Regions from separate parts of the Mus musculus genome. Here regions 1 and 3 are each linked to region 2. Evidence: chromatin loops called from intact Hi-C (ENCODE). Cell type or tissue: heart. All regions are shown on one strand. Region 1 overlaps Grk5 (G protein-coupled receptor kinase 5). Region 2 overlaps Grk5 (G protein-coupled receptor kinase 5). Region 3 holds the start of Grk5 (G protein-coupled receptor kinase 5).

Evidence for each region. Peaks named below come from ENCODE experiments on the same cell type or tissue, not always from the same donor. Only the 100,000 strongest peaks of a DNase experiment are listed, where the experiment ranks them.
Region 1: it touches region 2 in a loop (8-fold over the local background); 3 of 42 quality-filtered maps call a loop at or near these places.
Region 3: a loop joins it to region 2, with 2.7 times the contacts of the local background. A loop is called at or near these places in 4 of 42 quality-filtered maps.

Annotation. Positions count from the first base shown.
Region 1 is chr19:60,936,154-60,944,153 of GRCm38, forward strand. All of the region lies in intron 1 of Grk5 (G protein-coupled receptor kinase 5), which reads left to right. Among named protein-coding and RNA genes, the nearest start is that of Grk5, 50 kb to the left of the region's middle. In heart, no CTCF peak of the experiment used is centred here; a DNase peak (open chromatin) is centred at 3,908; H3K27ac peaks cover 1,081 bases.
Region 2 is chr19:60,989,767-60,997,766 of GRCm38, forward strand. All of the region lies in intron 2 of Grk5 (G protein-coupled receptor kinase 5), which reads left to right. Among named protein-coding and RNA genes, the nearest start is that of Gm22520, 20 kb to the right of the region's middle. In heart, no CTCF peak of the experiment used is centred here; a DNase peak (open chromatin) is centred at 4,655; H3K27ac peaks cover 90 bases.
Region 3 is chr19:60,887,608-60,895,607 of GRCm38, forward strand. It overlaps Grk5 (G protein-coupled receptor kinase 5), which reads left to right and starts at 2,142. Exons shown (of 16, transcript NM_018869.3): 1 at 2,142-3,024. The coding sequence starts at 2,973. In heart, CTCF peaks have their summits at 2,118 and 4,764 (motif pointing left); DNase peaks (open chromatin) are centred at 1,684, 2,124, 2,564 and 4,744; H3K4me3 peaks cover 3,377 bases; H3K27ac peaks cover 3,946 bases.

The DNA.
Region 1 (8,000 bases), 54 kb before region 2:
TGGTGGAGATGATTTTGTCTAAACTATCAAACCCCAGATGAAAACGTTGGCTGTTTTTAACACTAATGACCTTTGTCTGAAGGTTGGTGTCTCCAGAAAGCTGGATCACATGTAGTGCCATTAAAAATTACATGTAGAGTTTTAAGCTGTGTTCACTTTTTGTTATACTGCCTCTGCTTGTTTTTCCCTCTGGGAAGAATGTCTTTGTCCTGTGTAATTAATTGTAACCAGTTTTTGTTCAGATTGGGATATGTGCCAAAGGACTCACAGTGCTTCAAATATATTCCTAAATTTGGTTTTATGGCTAGAAACACTATTTTTTCTCTCTTGCTATGTAAAAGGATGCATTTGGGATAGAAAAGGCATGAGAGTTAGGGGTGCATTCCAAGCATACACGCAGGATGCTCTGTGGCTGCTGAAGTTTAGTGGTGTGCCTTGTAGGCCTTTTTCCAAATAATGAATGTTTTAATATGTGAGAACATGTGTACCATATATGTATAGTTAGTGTTTGTTCATTCATTCATCATTCATTCATTCATGCAAGTATGCAGTGCTGGGTATCTAACCAGAGCCCCAGACATGTTAAAGAATTCCTTTCTTCTAAGCAAGGTTCTCAGCTCTGCCTTTATTTTAAAAAATATAAACAGAATCCTGACATGTGTGTTGATCATAAGTTTGCTTTTTTTTTCACATAAATGTGTAGAGTTCCCTCATAGCTGCCTATGTGTGCATGTGTGCATTCTATTCATAATTGATTAAACCATTTCCTTCCTTTCTGTTTTCATCTCTTCCCCATCCTCTTTTTCTTTCTTCTTTGACTAGATATCAAACTGAGGTCTGTCACATGCTAGTTAAGTGGTCTACCATCATATTACTTTGACATCTATGTGACCATAATATTTTTATTTCCCCCTTCACTGTCAGTTTATTCATTTATTTATTTACATTTAAGAATTAAAAATAGATTCTTTTTTATACAACATATCCTGATTATAGTTCCCCTCCTTTACTACCCCTCATTCTTCCCTGACTCGACTCTCCTCTGGAGCTACTTTCTGTCCCTCACGAGACTTAGTGAGAACAGGCTTCTAAGTATCACAACCAAACATGACAAAATAAAACGTAATAAGACAAAGCAAAAATTACCATATTGAAGGAAAAACTGTCTTATTACATGGAAACCCAACAGGAGGAAAAGAATCTCAAGAGCAGGCACAAGAATCAGAGAACCACTCATTCTCACAGTCAAGAGTCCCATAAAAATACTAAGCAATAGCTATTCTATCTATGTAGAAGAACTGGTGTAGACCCATGTAGGCACTGTGCTTTCTGCTTCAGTCTCTGAGCTCTTTGCTTGGTTGATTCAGAGGGCCTGTTCTTCTAGTGTCTTCCATCCCCCTTGGCTCTTATATTCTTTCTGACTCTTCTTTGTAGGATTCACTGAACTCAGAGGGGAGGGATTTGATGGAGACCTCTGCATAATATCTGGCTGTGGGTCTCTGCATCTGTTCCTATCTGCTGCCCAGGTGAAGCCTCTCTGATGATGTCTGGATAAGGCACTGATCTATGAGTGTAGCAGAGTATCATTAGGAACCATTTTTTTGTTTTTGTTTGTTTGTTTTTTAAGATCAGTAGTGTTTGGTTTTACCCTAGGTCTCTGGACCATCTAGTCTCTGGTTCTTGATTACCTAAGGAGTGATGGTTGTAGATTCCCTGTGTGGACTGGGCCTTAAGTCAAATCAGACATTGCTTTGCTCCTCCTACTAGTTCTGTGCCACCATTGCCTTAGCATATTGTACAGAATGGACAGGTTTTATAGCAGGGTTGGTGTCTATATATCTCTTTCAGTAACTTGCAGAGCACTTTCCTGTACCAAAGAGATTAGAAAATAGGGATGAGGGCTCCATACAGGCACCAGTTTGACTTCTTCATGTTCAGTGAGTTGTGTGGGTATTGTCTTCAGCAATGGGGCCCCACTGTCACTTTGTAGAGAGCCCCCTCTTGTCTTAGCAACAGCCTAGGTTGGCTGGGAGTTTCCATGGAACTCCTTCACCAACAATTTAATTGACTGTAACCTAGTCCCACCACTGGAAGCCTTGCTTGGTTAAGAGATGACCAGTTGAAACTCCATATCCCCATTTACTCAGCGTCCTCATTAGGATCACCTTCATAAATTCCAGGAAGTTTCCACTGTTCCCCATCCCTGCCCCAAGTGCCACCCAATTCTAGCCATCTTCTCATTTACTCTCTCCCTTTACCCCATCTCCCCCTTCCACTTGATCCCCTACTCCCATCCCTAGCCTCTCCCAGTCTGCCCATAAAATCTATTCTAGTTCCCAAGGAGATCCTATGTTTTCCCTAGATCCCTTATCTTTACCCAGTTTCTTTGCATCTATGGATTATAGCTTGATTATTTACTTAAAGGCTAAATATCCTCTTATACATAAATATGTACCACATTTATCTTTATGTATCTGTGTTACCTCATTCAGGGTGATTTTTTTTTCTATGTGACCATAATACTTGACAACTTGGCTCATTCAGAGGGTTTTGGTCCATCATATTGGAAAGGACATGTTAGATAGAGTTCATGGAGGTAGGAACACCTGGAGAATGAAGAAGACTTTTCATATCATAGTGAACCAGGAACTAGGAGTGCTTATAGTGGACAAATAGAACCATTCTTAGTGACCTTCCAGCTATCTCCCAACACCTAAAAGGTTCTACATTCTACCAAAGTAGTGACACTACTGGCGGACAAGCATTCAAAACATACACCAGAGTTGGGGTATTTCAGACTCAAACCATCACTGCCTCACATCCCTAGCTATATCTGCTGTCACTCTCTTATTCTTTTCTTTTTCTATTAGATGAATTAATGATAGCAAGAAATGGTTAATGTACTAATGCTTGGATTGCCTGGCTTTGAAGCAGGACTTTTGGAGAATGAGCTGAGCAGGGATTGGCAGATGAGCCCTTCTGGCCAGGTCCATTCTCCTTATGTGTCTGAATACCCTGCAAGTTGAAAATGATTTATTGATTTTTAAATGGCTGTAATAACAGAAAAACCAATTAAAGATAAATAGTTTTCTATGCGTGAAATTCAGAATTCATCATTATAAGTACAGTTTTTTGGGATAGAGTCACATTTACTTGTTGATATGTTGTCTGTGAGTTGCAGCAGAAGGGTTGATTGAATGTGACTGACCTATATCATTTGGTTTATTGCAGAGAACATTTGCTGACCCCTGACATAGGTCAAGTTAGTACTTATAATTTAGTGTTAATTGTCAACTTGACAGAAGCTAGAATCACCTGGGAGATGGGGCTGTGGGTATGCCTGTGGAGGATTGAGATGGTCTTAGTTGTATTTGGAAATACTTGCTCATGGTAATTAGGAACATTTCCATGGTTTGGATTGTAGACTGTATAAAGTAGAGAGAGTGAGTTGAACACTAGAATTCATTTCTTTCTTCTTCAGATTATTGTCAAACATGCTTATCACCAACACTTGGAAGCAGTCTTGCTGGTAAATGGCATATTGATAGGTCCTGCAGGCCCCCTTCCACAGATCTGTTTCAGGATCAGGCCATAGTTCCCCTCAGAATCTCATGCCCAGATCTTGTTGGGTTAATCATCTCCCGAAAGTGCTTTCTTCTAGCCAGAACATGCTCCTCTTTTTGTTGAGAGAAGATCTCTGCTTAGGCCCTGAAATCTTAAAAACATTTACAGATGAAGAAACTGAGGAGTTCAGAGTAAATGAGCTCCATGGATGTCTGGAAGCTAAATTCAAAAGCTGGGTGTGTGGAGGGGGGCTGTGATGCTTTCTACTCCACCCACCCTGCTTCCAGAAAGGTTGAAGGAGGTGTCAGACATGCTACATTTTCCATCTGCATAGTTTCCAAATCACATCTTGATAACTGGGTCAGAGCCATGTGAAAAAGCAGAAGTGAATGTCAGAGGGTGTGGCTTAGTTCCTTCCTCTGGTTCTGAGTCAAGAGGATTTGGAATGGTTCATGTTGCTGTGTTTTCTGGATCTCTGTGTCATAGTCTGTGCTGCTCAGTCATGCCGAGCATGATACTGTTCTAATAGATAACCCTTCTTGAGGGAAAAGGCTATTCTTAGGTTTGTCCCTGTACCCTGTCCTAGGCCTTTTCAACAGACCTTCTCATGCTCCATTGGCATGCCTACAAAACAAATTTCCCCTACATTCCTGACCTTGGGCAGGAGGGGAAAATGCTTCTGTGTTTGTGAGCACTTTCAGAGAAGAACATTTGCATTCTTTCCTCCTCTTTGTCTTTTTTTTCATGATGATATTAAGAAAACAAGAAAATGTTACTTGTCCAGTCTGAGTTTTAAAACTTGGACTCTTAATTTGCATAGACAATAGTTCTCTATGAAGAATGCAAAACATTTGACAGAATTTCCTGGAGGAACAATGAATGTATCATGATTCCCTGATTAAAACCACATTAAAACAAAAAGCAGACGACATCCTGAACACCCAAGGCTGGGTTGTGTGTTGATGGCATCATGGCCATTCTGGGTTCCCTCAATTATTAAGGACACCTTGGAATGTCAGCCTAAGTCTGTTTGTATGGTTATCTGTTTCCCAAGTGGTGCACCTTTCCTTTTATGACCAGCTGCTAAGTCACCATAACAGGAAAAACTAGTGCTCTATCAGGTCTCAAGTATTTCTCTTCAGTTGTAATTGTTGTACTGCCATGCTATTTTCTTGCTGTATCTTACAGAGTAATGATGAAAGGTGTCTGAGGAAACAAATAAAAGAAAGGGAAAAAAAAACTTCCAAAAGACAGACACCTATGAAGCATGTGTTAACATTGGCACTGTTGGTGTTTGGGGCTGTGGAATTCTTTGGCTTTTGTATTGTAGAGTGTTTATTGACACCACTAGTCTTACTCATTGGATTCCAGGAACATCTTTTTCATTATTACAACCCAAATTGACTGCAAATACTGCCAAATGTCCCTTGGAGGCAAAAACCACTCAGGGTGGGAGTCGAGAACCTTTGGCTTAGATTTTGGTAGTTTTGAATTTGTGCCCTGTTTGGACTTGTGCATTTCCAGTCCTCATCCCTCCCATGAGTGTTGAGCCATTTGTCTTTTTTCACTCTCACCTTGTCTTGAAATAGCGCTATACCTGGGTAACTGTGCCAGGTTAGGCCCTAGTTTGGCAGAATGAAGTGCATCATATTGTATGGGGAGGGGAGGTAGCCAGTGATCTATCAGGCTAGGTTTTATGGCAGATATGTGGGTAGCAAGACTGTCCTGGGGACCTGGGGAGATTGTTTAGTTAGTAAAGTACTTTCTGCATTATCATAAAGACATGAGTTTGGGTCTCCAGCACCCATGTAAAGCCTGGCATCGTGGGTCTGTAACTGCAGTGCTGGAAGGAAAGAGACAGGCAGATTTCTAGAGTTAATTGGCCAACTAGCCTAGTCAGGTTTTTTTTTTTTTTTTTTTTTTTTTGAGACAGGGTTTCTCTGTATAGCCCTGGCTGTCCTGGAACTCACTCTGTAGACCAGGCTGGCCTCCAACTCAGAAATCCGCCTGCCTCTGCCTCCCAAGTGCTGGGATTAAAGGCGTGCGCCACCACTGCCCGGCGAGTTCCAGGTTTAATTAAGAGACCCTGTCTCAAAAATAAAGTGTATGCCTGTACATGTAGTTCATTTGCACACACATATATGCATACACACAACCACACAAGCATATCACAAGACTGCTTTAGAGACCATATCTTGTAAAGGAAAGGCTTGGGGCAGGATCTTTGGTGGGAGTGGAGGCTGGCTACCTCTGCTGATGTTCAGGAGGCATCAGCGGTTGATTGATGGATTTTTGTACTCTTGACCCCTTGCTGCCCGGGCCTCCTTTCAGTGGAGTTATTCCACTTTATCCTTTTCCTGATTCACAACCAAAAGTGTCCTAGTGAGCAGGAATATGGATTTGATGCCTCCACTTTCAGTTCCTGGTTCATGAATTGGAGCATTGGTTAGGGTTGTGGTTGAGAAAAATGCAGTATCTCCCAGAAGCCTCTGGGAGTCTTCTATGGTGAAAAGGGATTCCCAGGTGCTGGGTGTTTGAGTTCCAGGTGGTACTTTGTCTTGTGAGTGTAGGCAGGTACACATGCATTTTCAAGGACACAGTAATTTCCAGATAGCTAAAAACACGGACCCTTTGTAGGGCTTCCAGGAAAAAGTAGGACGTTCAGGAAGCTAGACACCTAATAGAAAATCTTATGGCTTCTTTAACTGGACATTGAGTTTCTTCCAGCTTCCTTTAACTTAGACCAAACCATGGTAGGAGAGGATGAAGTACATGTGTTGAAATGGCTCTCCTGTAATTCTCAGTAATTTGGGGAGCTACTTTTACAGTCACTTAGTGTCTTGAGTTGGAGGGTCCCAAAGGCCATTGTGGCCAGTGAGCCCATTGTAAAGGAAGGAGAAATGGAGGGAGCAGGAGACTATGACTCATTTAAGGTCATGGTCTTCAGTCATCTATTGATGTCCAAGAAAGGTTGGTCTCCTCTGCCCACCTTTCCTTTGCAGACAGTAAATTGTGACGTGTTTAGATAGTTACTTTTTTGTTTTTGAGGTAGTGTCTCAGGGAGCCCAGAAAGGCCTTGAACTCTCCACCTAGCGGAAGATGACTTTGAACTTCTAACCCTTCTTTACAAACATGTGCTGTCATACAGTTTTTGTAAATTTATAGCCTGTTCAGTCTGTATGTATGTATTACTTAGTTGTATGTATGTTTTCAGGGCTGATCATTTGGCACTGAATAACCAATTGCTGTACTCTTCTCTGGGAAAGACCATTTCTCTTGAGCCCAGCTTTCCTCAGTTGTCTAATGTTCTTTATGTGGGGTTAAGGACTTACAGGCTTTCTCATGTCCAGTTTGGCATGTCCATTGGTGTCATTCTTGTTCAGCTCATGTTTGGGCAGTCATGTTGGTGAGACTATCTGGGTGTAGCTTCTGTTCCTAGAAGATACAATCTTTTTTTTTTTTATCATAAGGAGTTGGTTTATTTGTTTGTTTTTTCCATGTTAAGAGTGTTTTTACTTTTTTTTCCCATTTTTATTAGGTATTTAGCTCATTTACATTTCCAATGCTATACCAAAAGTCCCCCATACCCACCCATCCCCACTCCCCTACCCACCCACTCCCCCTTTTTGGCCCTGGCGTTCCCCTGTACTGGGGCATATAAAGTTTGCGTGTCCAATGGGCCTCTCTTTTCAGTGATGGCCGACTAGGCCATCTTTTGATACATATGCAGCTAGAGTCAAGAGCTCCAGGGTACTGGTTAGTTCATAATGTTGTTCCACCTATAGGGTTGCAGATCCCTTTAGCTCCTTGGGTACTTTCTCTAGCTCCTCCATTGGGAGCCCTGTGATCCATCCATTAGCTGACTGTGAGCATCCACTTCTGTGTTTGCTAGGCGCCGGCATAGTCTCAAAAGAGACAGCTACATCTGGGTCCTTACAGCAAAATCTTGCTAGTGTATGCAATGGTGTCAGCGTTTGGATGCTGATTATGGGGTGGATCCCTGGATATGGCAGTCTCTACATGGTCCATCCTTTCATCTCAGCTCCAAACTTTGTCTCTGTAACTCCTTCCATGGGTGTTTTGTTCCCACTTCTAAGGAGGGGCATAGTGTCCACACTTCAGTCTTCATTTTTCTTGAGTTTTAGAAGATACAATCTTATAGCAAGCTTCCTTATCCTGTGTCTCTTAATCTTTCTACCACCCCTTTGCAATGTTCCCTGAAACTTAGGTGTAAGAATTTGTAGATATGCATTGGGATAGGACTTCACAATTCTGCATTTTGACTGATTGTGGTTTTCAGTAATGATCTCTGTTACAAATAGTTTCTTTAAAGAGAGGTGAAGATTACAGTTATATGTGTATTTAAGGACAAATGTTTATAGATTGTTGATAGGGATTATGCTAGTTTAGTAAATGAGAGGTTGTAGCTAACCATA
Region 2 (8,000 bases):
TGAGTATGAGAACCAGGCCTCCCGTTTGAAAATGATTCTCGGTTCTCTGAGAGAATGTTGAAAAGCCTCTGTGTGTTGATGCAGTGGGGAAGACACTGGAAAAAACAAGAAGGCCGATGTAAGCAGAGGGTCTGTCGCATATGGGCCTGGGCCAGGAGTTGGGCCTTTTGCCTGTTTATAGTCTGTCGCTGTGGTGTTTGCCCAGCAGCTGCTGGGGTCCTGCTGGAAGGCTTTCTTACATAAAAATCCCATTTCTTTTCTAGACCAATACACAAACCAAACAGTGGCAAACACCAAGTTTGTTTTTCTTATGCACACATGAGCTCATTTTCTGAAGCTTCCTGGGAAGGTGTCCCAGGACAGGCACTGAAAAGGGCCAACTAGGCAGTGTGGGATGGTGCAGTGGGAAGGCTGTCCATAAGAGAAAGGAGTCAAGCTGACAAAGACCCTGAGATGCTGCCTCCTTAGAATCATTTAGAACAGTGGTTACTAAAAGCCACAGACTTCTGCCTTCAGCATTGCCTTGGGCAGCCACAGATCCTCTCTACCCAGCCCCCCAGATGACGTTAGAAACTAACAATTATTCCTCTGTTGCACCCCCGCCCCACATTCATTTTTCTACCCTGCTTGGAATGAACCTCTAACTCTTGACCTGTGGGTGGTAGGTCATGGGTGACAAAAAGCTTTGGCTAGGGTGAAGCCTGAGGACCCCTTTTCAGAATAATACTTTTTTTCATATGCAAAATAGAATAGCAGAGTTACCAAGGAAACCAGTTCTTTTCATATACAGTTACTAAATACTTTTACAATGTAAAATTTAGAAATGTATGTGCTTTTTTATTAATGCTTGAAATAACAAGGTCTAACAGTTGATTAATAGCTATTGTGTATTTGCATCTGTGATGAACGTAAGTGGTATTTTTGGATATCTGCAGCAATTACAATATGAGTAGATTTGCAATTTCTGTTGGTAAAAAGTCCCAGGCACTGCTAATATCACTGTGGGCATTGTATACTTTTGTGGTCAAAGGAAGTGTGAATTTTTGGTAGACCTTGGTGAAAGGCTAGATGATATCTTTTTCATAGGAGAACACAGTCCCTTGGCATCACAGCCTCTACCTTGCCTTCTGCAGTGCATCCTCAGTGCCCTTGGTCACTCCCTCCTCCATTCACAGATGCTCTGGGCACTTTATTGTCCTGTGTTTTCTTGCTTTCAGCTCTGGAGCCTTTGCCCTAGCTATTCCCTCTACCTACACTTTGTTTTGCCAGAGGACTTTAAGGTTCCAGACTAAACATCACCTCTAACAAGGAGCCATCTAAAGAAGAGTCTGCTATAATTATGTTCTTTCATGTAGAGCTGTTTATTGAATGGCCTCTGTTTATAACCCCATTTTGAAGTCATCTTCATTTGTTCATTTACTTGTATTTTTTTTGTCTTCTCTACTGGACCAACTGTTCTGAGTTAGAAGTGGCTGTATTTTACCTTTTTACTCCTGAAGTACTGCTTGCCACATAATAGATCTTATAAATTACTGGCTGGATAAAGATTGACACAAAATATTTCAAATTAGTAGTCTTTTAAAAAAAAGTTATGATGTATTTGCTGTGAGTAAATTTAACTTTAGCTAATCTTTTTGACTTAAAGTTATGAAAGTTTAGATTTAAGGGTTTAAACTTGAAAGTATCTAATTTAACACTTTTCCTACTCTTATTCTCAAAGATTAGGAATATTAGCATGGTGATATGTACCAAACCATGGTCTTTTGTACACTGTTTAGGAAGGCAGGCCTGGGCTCTGGATTAGCCCATGACCCTGTAAAGCTGCAACTTGAGTACTTAACTCAGTGATGTTAGCTTTGTAGAGAATCCCTAACTCAAGGAACTGGGAACATATTATATAAAACTCCTTTTCCAATTTATAATTAGTGGGCAGGGTCTCAGGGCTGATTGACCCACTCAGAACAGTATAATCCATTGGTTTTTGAACTATAACTTTCCATTACCTAGTACCATCAGCAAACATTGGGCCCTATGCTCCAACTAGTACTAGATCATGGAGACTCATTATTCCCTCCAAGGAACAGATGTTTCCATCTTTCTCTTTATTGTGTCTTGTATGTTGTGCATTGCACACTTATCTACTTAGTCAGTAATACTTATTTTGTATTTGCTATGTGCCACCCACCAGGTCACAACCCACCAGGCAAAACATATTCTTGTTCCTCTGAAGCGTGATCATGGCTGAGCACAAGACAATGACTAACACAGAGATGTGATACCTGACAGAACATTCTATGATAGTGAGGGACCAGTTGTTGAGATCGAGAATAGTGGCAAACAGTTCCACCCATTAGAACATTCCTGGAAGAAGTAGCATCATTCTTAACCTCCCATAACATTGTTATGTGAGTTTTTTCAAGGATCTCAACCACCGCACTTTCTCTCCATTTGAATCTTTACTGTGGTACAGTGAGGTGGATGGAGAAAAGAACAGATGGGTGGAAGGATGGATGGGTTGATGGACAGGTGAAGTGGCTGGCTATATCTTACTCTCTTGGCCTAGACACCAGAACAGTGATTGGCAGTAATAAGTATTAAGACAGGGATTCCTTCTTGTTTGCATCTGCTTTTCTTGTGAGCCCCAGACATGAGCTAAGAGATTGCAGTCACAGCTGCATGAGAGATAAGGATAGGGCTCAATTCCAGTTTTATTAGTTAATAGGCTAATTGTTCATGTAAAATTGTTAGAGGACCCAAATCAAAGTTCTCTGAATCTCCAAAGCTTGAAAGAGTGAAAACGTCATCTTAAAGATAAAAGATCGTTGAGGACTGCAAATATTTCTCAGTGAAGCAGATGGTTCTGTTTGGGCAAAAGTGTGGCATTTTTATTTATTTAGCTCAGGATCATTTCATACTTTATTCTTTTATTTAAAAAAAAAGTAAACAAGGACTTGAGTGAAAGGGCTGACTGTTTCACCATTTGGCAGTATTTCTGAAGGAAGTATCCAAAAGCTATATAATAAATCAAAGCCTTCCCTAACCCCAGCAGGAGTGGCACTTGTAAGGAGGCTATCGAAAGAAAATGGCTACTGTGCTTAGTGTGTCACCATGTGCCCCAGCACTCATGGGCAGGAAGGCTGGGAGAAATGGAGTTGCTCAGTGGAGATAGCCACAAACCAAAGTATTAACTTTTCTCAGGATGTTCCCAGAGGGAAAGATAGATTCACTATTAGGAAAACCCCAAACCATACTGACTACTTTGAATTAGCCGTTATTAATTCAACAAGTGGGTTCAGTGTCCCAGGAATTGGAATTACCTGAGCCCTCTTTTTCATGGACTACCTTCTCCCATCCATAAGTCCCCATGTATCTACCTCCTATCAACATATATACAATATACCACACAAGACTGGAAAACATCATACCCTTCCTGTCCAGACCTCTTTTCTGGTTAGGAGGTTTTCTTAAACTTACATATGTCTCAGAAACCTGAGCACTGAGTCTGGCACATGGGGTCTGAATTTTATTTGTAAAAGAAGGCATGCAATTGTTATTATTACAAACTAAGTATGAACAGACTTGATAGCACACAAGTACAATCTCAGAATTCAAACAGTAAAGGCTGTAGAGGATTGCCACAAGTTTGAGGCTAGACTGGGCTATGCATTGAGACACTGTTAGAACAAAACAAAAGAAAACAACACAACTTGGGGCTGGAAAGATGGCTCAGTGGTTAAGAGCACTGGGTGCTAGGGTTCAATTATTAGCATCCATATGGCAGCTTCTCAACTGCCTGTAACTCCAGTTTAAGGAGATTTGATACCTTCTTCTGGCTTCCTTGGGTATCAGGCATGCACATGGTATACAGATATACATGCACACAAAACATTCATACATGTAAATAAGTTAATTAAAATTTTTTTTAGAGCCGGGCATGGTGGCGCACACCTTTAATCCCAGCACTCAGGAGGCAGAGGCAGGCGGATTTCTGAGTTCGAGGCCACCCTGGTCTACAAAGTGAGTTCCAGGACAGCCAGGGCTATACAGAGAAACCCTGTCTTGAAAAACCAAAAAACAAACAAAGCAACCCCCCAAAAAACAGAAAACAACAACAACAACAAAATTTTTAGAAAAAGAAGAAAAAAACCAAGCCAACAAGAAAAATACAACAAAAGCTGGGCAGTGGTGGCGCACACCTTTAATCTCAGCACTTGGGAGGCAGAGGTAGGCGGATTTCTGAGTTTGAGGCCAGCCTGGTCTAAAGAGTGAGTTCTAGGACAGCCAGGGCTACACAGAGAAACCCTGTCTTCAAAAAACCAAAAAAAGAAAAAAAAAAAAAAAGAAAGAAAAAAATACAACAAAAAAGCCAAAAGTCCCCTCAATACCCCCAAAACACTCAGTGAATGAAGGCTGGTTTCCACAGTTACTACAGAGACTTTTTACCTTATTACTTGGTGAGTTTGAGCTCCTAGAGGGGTCTGTAGGCCAGAGGGGACAATCACATGAGTGACCCAGTGCCTTTCAGACTGTCAGACTGGCAGTGAGCTCTTGATTTTATTACCAGGGTAACCAAGTGTCTGTGGACGTCACTGCCAACCTTGGGGTGATAAGGGCACATCACATCTGTTATTCTACCACTTAACCGTGCTCTGATAAAGCCCAGCATCTGCTTGTCCTTGGAGGGCAAGATAATTTTAGATGTGGTAGGTCTAGAGCATCAGGTGACATGTGTACAGCCAGCACACTGGGAGGGTTAAGGTGGATCAGTTCTAGGTTCCAGGTCCTTCTTATTTCCTTCATGACAGGCTTAGTGCTCTTGAAGGAATAACCTGGGCTTTGCACTCACGAGATGCTTTGTGAAGTTGGTCAGTGGGTTTCTGCTCTGGCAATTCTTGGGATGGGGTTCTGGCAGGGGTTTCTCGATGATTTAGACTTCAGGTTGTCAGAGGCTACTCTGTACAAAGTGTGTGGGATTCTTGCCAGGTATCTACCTGACCAGGCCCTAGTTACTTTCTATACTTGTGTTTCTGTATAAAACTTTATTTCAGAGCTAAAACTAAAACCAAATTTGAAACTCCACTGTTCACATTTTCTAGAAATCATATAGACAAGGGACTTGATAAGGCAACTCCAAGGGAAATTTCACTCACTGTATCAGTTTGCCAGAGATGCTGTAACAAAACACACTGCTCAGCTTCAAAGACAGCACTTATTGTCTCACGGTTCTGAAGGCAGGGAGTTCAATTTCAAGGTGTTATCAGAGCTGAACCCTCCCTATAAACATCCCCTCCCAGCTTCTGGCAGTTCGAGGACTTTTGTGCTCCCTGGTAAATGTATCTCCCATCTCTGCTTCTTCATATGAATAGGTTTGTGTGTTCAAGTCTCCCTTTTCTATAAATGTGCCAGTTCTTTTGGCTTAAGATCTATCCTAATGATTCTAATTAAAGTTCATTACTTCTATAAAAACCCTACTTCCAAGTAGGGGCATATCTTGGGTTACTAGAGGCTAGGACTCCAAGCCTAACTTCTTAAAAAGGCTCAATTGAACCCACACCATGCCTTATCTTGGGTTCCATGGGGTTCAAGGGAGAGAGTTTGAAAGATCTTGGTTCTGTAGCTTTGAAGTGGCACCTTCCTTCCTCTTACAGGCTCAAGCTGATGTGTCCTCACTGGCCATAGGAATGTCTGTGGGAGGATTATTTTCCTAGCCATGTCGTATGGTCTTTCCCAGTTCTTCATTTTGTTGTTTTAATGATAGCAACTCATAGATTACTTTTGACAAAAAACATTAAACTCACCACTCAGGTCCAGCCATAGTTGAGGGTATTTTTGTTTCGTTTTTTGGATTTTATTTTATTTTATTTCATTTTATTTTATATTTTTGAGGCAGGGTTTCTCTGTGTAGCCCTAGCTGTTCTGGAACTTGATCTGTAGACCATGCTGTTTTTGAACTCAGAGATCTACCTGTCTCTGCCTCCCAAGTGCTGAGATTAAAGGTGTGCACCACCACTGCCAGGCTCGTAGTTAAGACTTTTAAGTAATATCTTCTGTCATTTTCCTTGTTGCTTCTCCTACACACAGTTTGGTTCTCTTATTCCTCCATTGTAGTGTTTGAGAGTGAACCATGGGCTTCCTGAATGAATGTTGCTACCAAGCTACACCTGCACATATTCCCTCAGTGTATTTCTTTTTTCATTTCTTGCCCCTTTTGGGGGGAATACATATATTGTGCAGGTTAATGTGTGTCTCTGTGTGTGTAAGTACACATGTACCTGTGTATGCAGGCCAGAGGACATCCCATCCCACTTAGCAAGCCCAGAGATCTTCTTGTCTTGCCCTTTCTTTTTTTCTTTTCTTTTCTTTTTTTTAATTAGGTATTTTCCTCGTTTACATTTTCAATGCTATCCCAAAAGTCCCCCATACCCACCCCCCCAATCCCCTACCCACCCACTCCCCCTTTTTGGCCCTAGCGTTCCCCTGTACTGGGGCATATAAAGTTTGCAAGTCCAATGGGCCTCTCTTTGCAGTGATGGCCGACTAGGCCATCTTTTGATACATATGCAGCTAGAGACAAGAGCTCCGGGGTACTGGTTAGTTCATATTGTTGTTCCACCTATAGGGTTGCAGTTCCCTTTAGCTCCTTGGGTAATTTCTCTAGCTCCTCCATTGGAGGCTGTGTGATCCATCCAATAGCTGACTGTGATCATCCACTTCTGTGTTTGCTAGGCCCCGGCATAGTCTCACAAGAGACAGCTATATCTGGGTCCTTTCAGCAAAATCTTGCTAGTGTATCTTGCCCTTTCAATTCTTAGATTGTAAACATGTACCACCACCCTTGGCTTTCTATTTTTTAAAAACATTGGCTTTGGAGGAATCAAAGGCATGCTTACAAGGTAAGCTCTCTTCCATCAATCTACTCCCTCATTTATTGTTTTTTCTTACATGATATAAAAGTATTTTCCCTGTCATTAAAACCTTTTCCATATGTCATATTTACTAGGTATCTATAATTAGGAACATGTTAATGAACAAAGCATAGTGTCTATGTTCTCATTGTGGCCCTTCTGTAGGTGGGTGACTGCATCAGTGGAGTACTGGGAACTCACCTCTTACCCACAACCCAACATCAGCCCATATGTTCAGTCTTTTCCTCTCTTGAATGTATATCTTGTGTGTATGTTTTTCAGGTTATCTTGACCATAAGCCCTTGGCTGTAAAGCCCTGCAGAACTCTACCTCATGTTATACTTGGGCTTTCTGTGCGTGCATGTGTGTGTGTGCATATGCATGTAAATGTGTGTGTGTGTGTGTGTGTGTGTATGTATGTATGGTGTGTGTGTGGGTTTGTGTGTTTGTGTGTGTGTCTGTCCATCAGGACATCTTTTGTTTTTTGTCTTTTGTATTATTCGAGACAGGGTTTCCGGAACTCACTCTGTAGACCAGGTTGGCCTTGAATTCAGAAATCCGCCTGCCTCTGCTTCCCAAGTGCTGGGATTAAAGGCGTGGGCTACCACTGCCTGGCTTCTCTTCTTCCACCTTTGGGTACCAGGCTTGGTGATAAAATACCCTTACTGGCTGAGCTATCTTGACCCCCACTCCCTACATTTTTGGCCATTACACTGTTCAGATGAAGTCTTTGGCTTTCACTGTAGCCTTTTCAGCCTTCTTCCCAGTGTTGAGAAGCAACACTGGTTTTATTTTCCCTTGCAGTACCTGGGATTCAACCCAAGGCCTGTGGATGCTAGGCAGGTACTGTAGCATTGAGCCACATCTCCTGTCCTCAGTGTTGTCTTTTTAAAGTCTAAAATACATTAAACTATATCAGAGCACTCAGTATAGTATTCTCTCTGCTGCTCTCACTTCCTCTGGAATGTTCTGTGTCCACTTTCACACTTGTATTGCAGACACTGTTAACCTGACCTGGGTTAGGGCCCAGGAGGCAGATAACATGTGAGCAGCCTCTGTCCCTCCAACATCTACCCCCCCACCCCCCATCTTCAG
Region 3 (8,000 bases), 100 kb before region 2:
TTCTCTGTGTAGCCCTGGTTGTCCTGGAACTCACTCTGTAGACCAGGCTGGCCTTGAAGTCAGAGGTCTTCCTGCCTCTGCCTCCCAAGCACTGGGACTAAAGGTATGCATCTCCATTGCTAGGACTTTTACTTACTAGTGTGTAACCCCAGGAAAATAATAAAACCTCTTCTTATCTACAAAATACAGCTATATTTCCTATCTCATCCGGACGTTGTGTTCAAGTTGATAATCCATGTCAAACAGCACAGGCCTGGTTCCCCACTGGGGTTGAATAAATGCTATCATTGTTCCATTCTTGCACTGGAATGTCCTAATTTCCTCAGAGAGGCACAGATAACTTGACCTACAACCATTTATTTTGTAGGAAAGATGTATCACCCTGTAGTGGAGAGAGAACTGTTCAAGCTAAGACCCACTTGCTGTATCTGTTGGGCCTTATTCTGGATCTGCATATCTCTGTAAAATGGAGAAAGGCAGGCCTTTACAGAGAGGCAAACAAGCATGCTTCTATCTACCAGAGAGGAAAACTACTGCTGACTCGGGTTGGGGCTGGATATTAGAAAATAGAGTGGTATGAGTTACAGTCAACAGAGCTTTGCTACTCAAGAGGGTGGTGTGTTTCCTCACAGAAATTTCAGGATCTGCCCTAGATCTACATCTGCATTTTAATCAGAATCTGCATTGTTAAAAATCTTTAGGACTGGTAAACACAGGAAGTTTGTAACCAGGTCAAACTTAATCATTAAAAAAAATGTTATGGAACTCCAACAGTGGTGTCCCAGCACTTGGGAGGCAGACACAGGCAGATCTCTTTGAGTTTGAGGCCAGTTTCATCCACAGAGCTAGTTCCAGGACAGCAAGGGCTACACAAGGAAATTTTATCAAAAAAGGAAACAAAACAAAAATGTTTTGGAGATGAAATATTATGGCTTAGTGTTTAACAGCACTCACTGCTCTTACAGAGGACCCAGGCAGCAGAATCAGGAACTATAGGCCAGCCTGGGTTTTATGAATCCCTGTTTCAAAAAAAAAAAAAAAGTGGGAAAAAATGGTGAAAAAAGTCAATAAACGGGCTGGAGAGATGGCTCAGTGGTTAAGAGCACTGACTGCTCTTCTGAAGGTCCTGAATTCAAGTCCCAGCAACCACATGGTGGCTCACAACCATCCATAAGGAGATGAGATGTGACACCCTCTTCTGATGTGTCTGAAGACAGCTAAAGTGTACTTACATATAACTTTCTTTTTGAGAGAGATTCCTTCATCACACGTTGGGGCTCTGGGAATGAGAGTCTGTAGTAAAGTCTAAGTTTAGATTGCTTAGAACAGTAGTAATTCCTGTGCTGTCAGGTGCTCAAGTTGTTTGCTCAACTCTCTGTCTTCTGACAAGCAAACTTAACTCTTCTTGTAGACAAGTGAGGCCCACTGATCCAAGTCCAGACACTAGGCAAGTGGTGGTGGCAGATATACCCACTAGGAAAAAGACTATCACTAACTGTTAGAACCAGCACTAGTCTGGTAACCACACTTAAAACACCATTAGCTCCAATGCTTAATGACTGTTTTCCATTTCTCTAGGCCCCTCCCTATTTCCTGGCTGCTCTGGGGACAGCCGGCTTTTCCTTCTCTTGGACACAGAAGCCTCAGACTAGTTTCAGAACGGATATCCGGCCCGAAAGGCCCAGAGGAGGCAAAGGCCTCATTGTTCCCTGGGACCTGGCAGCCCCGCCCCCAGCTCTTAGGACTCTCCTCGAAAGACTCCAGGTGACCGGACAGCTAATTTCCCAGCATTAGAAGTTTTGGGGAAAGAGGAGCTGGGACCAGATCTGGAGTCCGAGGTTCTGAAAGTGTAAGGAGCCAAGTGCTCCAAGATAAACAAGCCTGGAATTTGAATGCCTTTTCATGCTGGCTTGGCTTGTTACTCATCAACATTTCCACAGAAGATTCGATTTCTTATGTGTTTTTAGTAATTCGACTACAATATGTTTGGTTATAATGAAAATCTTGGGGTTTTGGGCTCCCGGGCTTGCAAAGTGAAGCTGCTCTGTGCGTGGGGATCCCGAGAGTCCCAGGCGCCTGCCTTCTGGTTCCCATAGACGCGCCGTCGCCAGGGGGCGCGCATACTTCGTGCCTAGAGATCAGCGGCCGCCAGGTCGCCCCGGGCTGGCCGAACCCCTTGCTGCCCGGAAACAAAGTGCACCTTTGTCAGAGACCTGGCGCGTGTGAGCGGCAGACGGCGGGCCGCGCGGAACCCCAGGAGCGCGCCTTCGCTCGGGTCTCAGCTCACTCCTGGGCCTCCCACAGCAGCGTTCTGCCGCCTTGGCTTGTGCTTTCCGCTTTCTCGGATCTTGGCGGGACAGGAAAGGGACTCTGCGCTCCAGGAGTGGGGGTTTCGTTTTGGCTGAGTCGTTTTTGACTCCTGCCGGCGAGGCTGGGCCGCCTGGGCTCAGCGCCATACCGGCAGCAGTCCTGCTCCACAGTCCCGGTGCAATAGAGCCCTCGCCCCGTCAGACGCGGGACTACAATTCCCAGCACTCCTCGCGTTCAGAGCGCGCGGTGGGAGTTGCCTCCGGGCAGACGCCTGCGCGCTGCAGCGGCTCGAGCCTGGAGTACCACACCCCCGGGAGGGGAACGAGGGGAGGCTGAAGCATCCGAAGCATTAAAGCATCCGAGGGAGCCGGAGGGGAGGAGAATGGAGTGACAGAGACGCGCGGAGGGTGGGGGGTGGGGGGGAAAGTGTTGAGGGAGGGGGGAGGGGGGACACAGAGGGAGGAAGAAGCGGCGGCGGCGTCTCTTCGGTGCAGAGGGGGAAACTCCGCGGGCTCCGAGAAAGAATAATGCGGTAGCAGGCAGGCTGCTTGCTCTGGGGTTTGGCAGCAGCGGCGGCAGCTCGAGCAGTGGCAGCGGCAGCGGCATCACCCCAGACGCTGACAGCACAGCCGGCCGGCTCCCTCGCTGACTGCCGACTGTCAATGGAGCTGGAAAACATCGTGGCCAACACGGTCTTGCTGAAAGCCCGGGAAGGTAAGCTCGGGTGGTCCGGTGCGTGCACGGCGCGTTTGCCGCGGGCCGGGGTGCGGGTGTCGGGTGACAAGCGGGCGTGCAGGATGCTCACAGTGAGTTGGTGCGAGTGGTACAGCTTGGAGATCTGTCTGCAAATATTGAGAGACTTCTGAGCCTTGGGCTCAGAAGATAGGGACCGGGGCAAAGACAGTTGCAGGGACGAGTTAAGATGCTAAAATATCCTCTAGTTTCCAACTGAACCTTAGAAATCGTTCGATCTCCGCAGCTGTTGAAAGGGCAGTTGGAAAAGCATTCTTTTAGGAGATAGAAGCAAGAAAACGTGCCAATAAAACAGTCTTTAGAGTTGGCCCGGGATGGTTTTAAGAATGTGAAAAAACTCTCTCCTCTCTCTCTTTCTCCTCTCTCCTCTGTCTCTTCTCTTTCTCCTCTCCTCTGTTTCTTCTCTTCCAATCCTCTTCTCTCTCTCTCTCTCTCTCTCTCTCTCTCTCTCTCTCTCTCTCTCTCTCTCTCTCTCTCTCTCTCTCTCTCTCTCTCGTGTATGTGTGTGTGTGTGTGTGTGTGTGTGTGTGTGTGTGTGTGTTGTGGGATTGGAATTAGCAAAAACCAAGTCTTTGCTTGCGCAGGCTGAGTTGATAAAGACTATTGGTGGAAATCATCCTCTGGGAAATTTTCTTAGGGAAATCCCGTCGTTGTGTGGAAGGAAGCCTTTTAAAGGCAAAGTAAGATGTTGAGGAATTAGCCAGTTTATAGAATAATGAAAGGGCGGCTTTACAAGTCACTGAGAAAATAATTTAAATTTTTTTAGGGTGGATTGTTGTTATTAACCACCCCAGCTCCCACCCTGAGGTAGATAAGGCTTAGTTATAGACAAGTGTGCTGCTGTGTTTTGTATGCATCTCACTAAATTTCTGCATTTAGCTGTCAGGAATAGGTAAGATCCTTAGTAATACCCAGTACCAGGCATTTTGATTTTTGATTTTTGATTTGAAAAAGTATTTGGGGTGACAGAAACTTCGATGTCCAAAAAGGTTTGTGTTACATGAATGTAAACATACATATTTAGGAAAACTTGGAATTTATGTAACATCGCATTTGCCAAGATTTGGATTCTGGTGTGCAACCATTCTATAAGAAGGGGGAGGGTTTGTTGTTGTTGTTGTTGTTTTCCTGTCCTGGGAGAAAATTGTATTTGATATCCAGGGCAGACAGAGTAAGTTTTTTCCCTTCAGAAGGATTCTCTGCAAGTAGCCCGGGAAAATGCCATCCCTACTTCATAATGTTTTCATTCAGCCACTTTGATGAATGAAGGAAGATTTTCTGGCCAGCAATAAAACAACTCATGTTTATCCAGCCCATTCCACCACCTTGTGGCTCAGTACATGGTGTGTGGTGGTATACAACCCACCTTGTGCTATATTTCAGCAACTCATCTTGACACTTTGAGGTCACTTGTCATCCTAAAACAGCCACCTGGAAGGCTTGTTTTGGAAGTCCCCAAAGGAGGAAATGCTCTGAAATCTGAGTAGAGTTTCAGATATTTAGGTCTCCCTCCTCTACTGCCCTTTCCCCTAACTTATTTAGAGGTGGGACTAAAGTTTTTGTCCCCTCACCTCCACTAACCTGATATTTTTAGTGAAGTAATACTAGGTGTAGAGTAGGCAGTTCTTCACTGGGATGGGGACAGTGTCTGGAGGTGAAGAAGAAAGCTCCTGCCTGCAAGCTTTGCAGCCTGCCACCTAGTGGTGGGACACAATGGTACATCTCAGGACTCCAGGTTGGGCAAATTGTCTATTAATTCTAAAATTATTTCTTGGGAAATCTCTGGGTATGATTCTATGGGAATCTCTGGGCATGGAGGCCTTTGTATGTTCCACTGATTTATTCTGTTTCCCGGGAGTTAGCTCCTTTGGATTCTCTATGCTATACATTTATTTATTCCCTCAGCACTGACTTCTTTGCGAATGTTTCACTTAGAGTTAGAAAGTTTTCCCCATCTCCAGTTATTATCTCCACTGTTTTTACTGAATACTGGCTGGTATTTTTGTTTATCGGGTTAGTATATAGGTTTTTCCGGAGTCTTAGAGAGGAAAGCTGTGGACTAGAAGTATAAGTGGAATGATGGACTCCCATTGGGGCCAAATTACTGTGATTAGAAGTACTCAAGAATGTGCCCTTTGTTTTTTTTCCTTTTAAAGTCTTTTAGTTTTCCTGTGAGAGTTCAATAGACATCTCCTGGTGAGAAACAGCTTTTAAGAATGCTTTCCAGATGAGAGGGCTTTGCCTGCAAGGAAACAGAGAAATTGACATATGAGCGATAAATTAATCATGTACATGGAAGCTCAATTTTAAAACTTGTATTTAACGTTTCCCCTTTTATGTCTAAAAAGAGTCTACAATTTTAAGTACTTCTGTTCAATAAAGACTAGGACTTTATTGAGGCTTTAAACTTATCCCAATTAACATGGAAGAGTCTAGAAATAAACACATGTTCTTTTTAAAGTTTTCTACTTAAAGTCATCTTACTGAATTTTAGTAATTCTCCAAATAACTGTATTATTTAGATATTCAGAAATGAATGTTTCCAGAGGTAGAATTTTTGCCTAGCATGTAAAAGGCCTTGATTTGGTCCCTAGCACTATTTTTCCATTTATGTAAAAGGAAGGAAGGAAAGGAAAAAAAAGGGGGGGGGAATGATGGGAATTGAGAAAGGGAGGAAGAGAAAGATAGATGGAAAAAAAAAAGCTAGGATATAAAAGTGTTTACCTAGCAGGCACCAAACCCCCTGGCTTTGATCCCTATCAGGAATAAACTGTGTGTGGTTACACTGGACTGTCAATCCCGCCCTTGGGAGGTAGATAGGAGGATCCTAAATTCAAGGTCAGCCGCCCTGTCTTGGTGTTGATGTCCAAGTTTAATATGAGATACTATTAAAAAATAGAGAAAAGAAAGAAAGAAAAATTCTAGCTAGGCTAGTGAAGTAACTAATATAGATTTTGTAGTACATAGAAAACAAGCAAACTCCAAAGCACCAAGTTGTTTAAAATGTTTTAAAAACACTTCTTGAAGATTGTTTTGAATGGTTACAGATGAGAAATATAATTGGTGAATGTGAAATTTAAGCAAGTTCTCTTCCCAAAATACATTGTAAACAATTTTAAATGTGGCTTTCAAATAAAAGTCACATTTGTTCCAAAGAGTACAAACCTGAAAGAAAGACAGATATACTTTGTGAATGTTGTAAAGTGATTTGTCCATATAGTGAGTACCTTTGACCACCCCCCCCCACCTCCCCTTTGAGACAAGGTCTGTGCTGCCCACACTGACCTTAAACCCCCAACCAGGCTGGCCTTGAATTTTTGGTGTTCTTGCCTCCACTACCCAAGTGCTGGGATTTACAGATCTGTGCCACAATGCCCAGACTTCTTTCCTTAAATAGTGAAAGTTTATTAAAACTAAGAGTGAAAAGCTAGGCATATGTAGCAATGCACACCTTTAATCCCAGCACACAAGAGGTAGGCTAGTGGTCTCTGTGAGTTTGAGGTCCCCCTCCTGTATATGGAGGGTTCTAGGCTAGTCAGGAATATGCCTAATGAGACAATGTCTCAACCAACCAACCAACCAACCAACCAACCAACCAACCAACCAACCAACCAACCTACAAAACAAAGAAACAAATTAATTTGTTTGCTTTCTTTTTTCTTGTTCTTCTCACTGTGCATCCCTGCTAATTGACTATGTAGATCAGGTTGACCTCACAGAGATCTGCCTGCCTCTGAGTTTCAATTTTGTGAGTTGTTTTGAGATTTATTTATTTATTTATTTTTGTGTATTTTGATGTGTATGAGTTCTGTATTTGCCTGTATGCCTGTGTGACAGAAGAGAGCATCAAATCCCATTATAGATGGTTGTGAACCACCACATGGTTGCTGGAAATTTTACTCAGGACCTCTGGAAGAGCAGCCAGTGCTTTTAACTGCTAAGCCAACTCTTCAGTTGTTTTGAAATAACAAAATATGGTAATATAATTTCAAAATGCTAAACCTACTGAAGTGTATTGTGTGACTTGTTTATTTGTCTTGTATGAGAAAGCATCAAGTTTGTTTTGATCTTTCCTAGCTAGGCATTAAGCTTTCCTAAGAAATAGTTAAGGAACAAAGAAATAAGTTGAGACAAAATTCATTCCAATTTATGAAAATGAGCTAAGTGATTAAGCATTTAATGAAAAGGGACCAAGACCATGTCTTCTATCTATTTACATTTCAGAATCTCAGAAAATTGGCAGGCAAACTCTTGTTGAAATATTGGTAGTGAGAGTGTTTGCAGAATGCCTTTTATTTCTTTTTGGTTTATTTTGCAGTAAAAATTTCCTTTCCTTTCCTTTCTTTTTCTCTCTTACTGTCTAGATTTGTTGTATTGCTATGGAGCAGTACTGGTGAGAGGAACATTTACAAGAATTACGTTTCCTTTCTTCACAGGCTAGCAGTCATAGTCCTATCTGATTATAGAGATTTCAGGAGAACTGGACATATATCCTTGCTTTTCAGGCTAGCAAGCACTGGAACAGAATGACTCTACTATTTGTTACAATTTCTGAAAACCGGACTGTACAAGAAAAATTTCCTAGATAAGGCTGTGACTTTTTGCCTGTATCTTTCTGATGATCAAGATTAGGGACCTGGTAGAAGGTGAACTTGGGGCCTGGGAGAAGCCAGGGAGGCTAACAGGAGGAAAGAAACCAGTGTCTAGGGTTGGGAGAAGAAGGCTTTGCCTTTGATAGGCTGATAGGCTTGGAATTCCATGGCAGATTAAAAGCCTGCTTTCCCCTTGAGTCCTTAGTTTCTGACGCTGGAGCTCGAACATTGTTGGAATAACTTGTCAGAAGGAGAGACAGAGCTACCCAAAGCTTCTTTCTGCAATCTGAGGACTCAGAAGAGTGATAGCTTTCGTTTTGGCAGCTGGCATGTGTGAAAGCAGCC